Linked DNA regions of Homo sapiens: region 1 is linked to region 2. A link is a loop called in an ENCODE intact Hi-C map of the cell type or tissue named here. Cell type or tissue: IMR-90. All regions are shown on one strand.

Region 1 (2,500 bases), 490 kb after region 2:
GGGAAGAAAGATAAATATGTTGGGTGAAGTTGTCAGAGAGAAGGAGAAGTAAAGGGGTCGAAGACACAGTAGAGCTCAGTGGTGTCAGAATAAGGACATGAATAATTGCTATAGTTGAAGAGTGAAACACAGAGGATAGGAGGACATGGAGACTGGGGAATTTTGAATTTAACAATTTGCATTTGGAGGATATTTTGGGGGAAGATCAAATTATAATTTGTCTACACTTATGTTAACTAAACTCTCAACTCTGAGGGCAAGGGATAGTATTATAGTCAATATTCAATATTTATATCTTGTGTTATTTACCTTGTTCATCTCAATGAAAGCACTTAACAAATTCAACTGGCTTTTCCTCTCTTCAGACCCTGAATTACTCAGCATCTAGAGAAGCCAAAAATATGTGAGCCTTTCTTTGCTCTTTGAAAGGTCATAACAGAATTTTTAAGTGGTTACTTAAAAACCAATCAGGGATGACTAGCCCTGATGATTCTGTCTTCCTGAGTAAATTCTCTATAGGATTTAACACAATACTATGTGTACACAGAAGAGTCTATGTGATAACAAATATTTGTACATTGCATAATACTTTCTTAAGTATTTTCTCATATATTGTGAGACGATTTTCAGAGAAAACTTTGTAGTGGTATGTAAAGTATTATTGCTATTCAACAGATAAGGAAAATGAGATACACATTATTCAAGGGTCTTATTCAAATTTTCAAGGTGAAATAATGGCCTAGCAAGGCAAACAGAGCAGACCTCCTAGCTTGTGGTTCAAAGCTTTACCCACAAAGATACTTTTTAACATTGTAAAATAAGTATCTTCTTTTGCTAGTTCCAAAGGAAGTTTTACTTTGGTTATTCATGTTCCTGTTTTTGAACTAATTGAAAACTAATTTAAAGCTAACATACTCTCCTTAAGCTGACTTTACAAGACATTTTTCAGAAAACCTATGGTTAAATCTAGGTGTCTGGGTTTCTCTCTCCCTTAACAATAATAGATAAATGTATTGCTGTTGTAATTTATTGGTCAGCAACACCAAGTGAAAGTAAGGTAAAGGTGATTTATAATTTGTAATTGTGTTTCTTTCAATTCGGAAAGGAAAGGGATTCTCCACTCATACAATGTGAGAGGAAAAAAGAATAAACACAGATAGAAAAGCCTGTGTCAAAATGCCAGAAATGAGCTGAACTGACTCACTAGCTCTTGAATTACCAGCAAATCCAACCCATCATTTCTCATGCAATTATGTTGAACCCCATTTCATTTTCTTGTGATGAAACAAGCTAGGAGGTCTGCTTTGTTTGCCTTTTTGTTGAATTGGAAAGTGTTGAAATAAACATTACTGTCATTCAGTTGGATTTCAAGTTATTTAACTATTCTAACAGCATTTGCAGGCAGGTTGCAGGGTAAGTGTCCATGGTTTGCCAGTTCAGTTCAACACGTCTCTGAGGATATCACAAACTAGGCTACAAGACAGATACAGATTTATGATAACCATCCAGATACGTGAGGAACCAGAGACTATAGGAAGTGCTTAGTTAGACAGCAAGAAAATTCAGATGTTTTAAATGTATAAATATTTCTGTGATTCTCACCTATGATCTAAACTCTGCTTGGTCATGAGTTTCATACACCATTAGGATATTAATGTATTTATTCAAATTCATTGGCTAGAAGGTTAAAGTGGGAATTTCCAGGAAAAAAAAACCCACGATGATTGGGGCCAACAATCTACAGATGCCATTCTTGGCTATGGTGAGACAGTCAGTGAGTCAAATAAGTTATCAGAACATGATTTTGTATTCATTCAACAACAAAAATAGCTATTGGACATTTTCCAGATCTCAGACACTGCAGTATACAGTGTGTTCAAAACAGATAAGATCTTTGTGTTGATAGAAGTTAATGGCAGTCTCTGGCCATTGGGCCTTTTTAGCTTATCTGAATGATAATGCTTAGAAAATAAATTATAAGCACCTTACTACTGGCACATTTTACCTTTTGGAAAGCATCTATTATTTCATTATAAGACCTAAATTTGACGATTTTTCCCTAGCATTTTAATAGGGATTCAGATGAGTCCAAAACCAGAAAACACAAACTTTGAGATTGTATCATATTATCAGATAGATAACATACATAAATTCAACATTTTGGGATTTCACAGAGAATATGCTTTCACTGATTAGGAAAAGCCACACAAAGCTAACTTCAATGTTAACGACATTCCACAAAATGTAATAGTCCCCGTACTTTTGCACATAATATTCTCTCTTTGTCATGACCTTCTTTATTAAGACGCTACTCTGAAATCACCTCTATGAAATCTTTTCCTATATCTTAGATAGAATTAGTTATTTCCTGCCCAGACCTCAAATTCTGTAAGAATAGTTTTCATTGCAGTGGTTAGTATAGTCCCAGTCTCAGAGCAGCCAGCTGAATGAATAGTATATGTACATATTTTGACATAGCACTGATAACATGGTATTATAA
Region 2 (2,500 bases):
CTGGGTCCAGCTGGTTAGTACCAGCCAGTCAGACAGCATTTTCTAACACTGATTGCAGCTGTGTAGACCTGGCAGCTATGTCAGGCTCCCAAAATAAAAGCTTAAGGGTCTTTTATTTTGTTACCAACTGGCCTGGTTTTGACACTTAACTGGGAACAACTAGGCTTTCAAGTGCTGGGTTATATGAGCTCAAGTTACCCACTGTGTTTTCAGATTATCACTTAAACAATCACATGCATGAAATTTAAATCTAGCACTTGCACCTAAATTCAAACTAGAATGTTACGTTAAAAACCTACAGGCTTTGTTCAATCTTGGAGAGACTTTAACTCCCAAGGGAAAAAAAGAGTCCTATTGCACCTCAATCCTCCCTAGGGTGATGGTAAGGATTAAATAGATGGCATCATTTCCATTTTACAGATAAGTTGGATCAGAAGGGTTTCTATCTTGAGTGTGCCTGGCACCTTGTTTTACATCTGTATATACTCCACTGAAAATCATTGTTTATTGGTTGAGTCACCCTATAGTCAGGAAATGGGAAAAGGAAATAAAGGTATGATTTATGTAGTTTTAGGTGTACCGTTGTTTCCATTCTGTCTGGTTCACCATCCTGGGGAAGTTTTCCTTTCTACTCTGTGTCCAAGTGTTGAATTCCTCCTACCCTGTGAGAGGATGACTACCCAGAAATGACCTCTGGGGTTATCTTGGACTTGAATGGTGCAGAGGTAACAACTGATGGTGTGGAGCCTACAAATGAATGTGAAAAGCAACAGGTCTTCCCCCGCCAGTCTCCCTTGCAGCAACCCCGCAGGAAGGCAGTGAGATGAAAAGCCAGGTATGGACCCCTGTGGCAGGGAAGTGTCCAATGTCATCATTAGGTCAGAGAATTGCACCTCCTTGCTATTCAGCTATTTTAATGACATTTTTTCCCACTTGATTTCTTCTCCTTGCTATAAGGTAATTCAGTGTGGAATGAAACCCAGAGACCGGAATCTGATTTGAACAGAGGTTTTATTGTAAGCGGTATTTGTGTTCTTTATTCTCTTTATTTTTATTTTATTGTTTTTAATTTATGTTTACAGTCAACACAATAAGCCCAGTTTTTGTGTTCTTTAAAGTGTAAGTTTTTTTCACATATTGTTCAATGTTGTAAATGTTTTATATTTATGAAAACTACAGTTTTTAGTCATAACCTTTCAAGCCTCCTTGGGAAACAGCTGCACTATTCTTTTAGACCACACGAGGGCAATGGTGTCACGTGTAAAAGATGCTCGCCTGCTGCTTTCTGAACAGATGGCACATTTGTTAGACTTCATTGGATGTATTTTTCCTTTATTGAAGCACAGGGGAATTTCGCATTTGCAGGTAGAATGGGGAAAGACAGTTAAAATTTTATACCGTATTTTTATCTCTTTGTTTATGCTGATAAAGGTAGCAAAGGCAGTTGATTTTTTCTCTTTTTTGCTGTTTTGAGGGATTGGTGTGCTAACAAGTTGAGGTCAGCATTCATTACCACAGTGACCCTGGCAGAAGATGCTCTGTTGATTTTGCATTTCATTGAAAATGTCACAGAGATAATACATAAACCCGTCTTTCCCCCCCAAACCCTCCAATACCCTTTCGATATGATTCTCATCCTGTTGTTCCTATTGGATTATCTTTGTGATTAATGTTTCTCCACGCCCATTAAGTAGGGAGACTACAGCCAGCTTTCTCTGAGGATACCTTGTGTGACCTTACTTACTCCGCGGTCACAGAAACTCTGAAGTGTTCCTTTCACGGATGGGCTTGGTCCTGCTGGGTTCCTAATGTCCCCCAGTCTCTCTGGGTTCTGGAGGTCTTCACTCAGAACTAACCAGCTCACTCTTCCTAAGGCAGAATAATGCAGAGGTTTCACCCAAAAGTAGGCAGTACTAGCATCTTTTCTATGGGAATATTTGGTTTGCCATGTTATATTGGCCTGTCCATTTTAAAAAAAATTAGTTTTCAACGCTTAAATGCAAAGACTTCTCATTAAAGATCTAGGTTTCTTGCTTTTCTTGAAACATCGGACAGCATGGTATTTCTAGCCTGAACAGCCCCTGGTGACAATCGGCAGAGCCACCTTTGTGGCTTTATGCAGTCACTGCACACACAGATCTTCCCTTTTGTTTTCCTGACACTAAGGGAGGTGCCCTTTTTAACCACGTTTGTACTCTTTTCGTTGTAATAAAAAGGAAAATGAGAATTTAATACCCATGCCCGTCTCAAAGGAAAAAAAAAAATAGAAAGGTATAGTAGGAGAGCCACATGTCTCAAGAAAAAAAAATGATCCTAAATCTAGACCTCCCTGCTGTAGCACTTAGAGTAATTGCCTGGCCTTGCGGGCATTCGATTTTCAGCACCTGGGAGAGCTTCGTCTTTAAAAGTGGGCTGGCCTGGGGTTGTCCTTGGTTAAACCCCAAGGACACTTGAGAGTCCAGTCATCTTTTATCCTGATGGTTCAATGGGGACAACCTCA

What was found. Hi-C counts contacts between places; a loop is a spot of excess contacts. Peaks named below come from ENCODE experiments on the same cell type or tissue, not always from the same donor. Only the 100,000 strongest peaks of a DNase experiment are listed, where the experiment ranks them.
Region 1: it touches region 2 in a loop (5-fold over the local background); 2 of 110 quality-filtered maps call a loop at or near these places.

The regions. Positions count from the first base shown.
Region 1 is chr5:164,051,480-164,053,979 of GRCh38, forward strand. No RefSeq gene overlaps it. Among named protein-coding and RNA genes, the nearest start is that of LINC03000, 240 kb to the right of the region's middle. In IMR-90, no CTCF peak of the experiment used is centred here; DNase peaks (open chromatin) are centred at 442 and 1,252; H3K27ac peaks cover 267 bases.
Region 2 is chr5:163,563,264-163,565,763 of GRCh38, forward strand. No RefSeq gene overlaps it. Among named protein-coding and RNA genes, the nearest start is that of MAT2B, 59 kb to the left of the region's middle. In IMR-90, a CTCF peak has its summit at 1,237; a DNase peak (open chromatin) is centred at 1,258.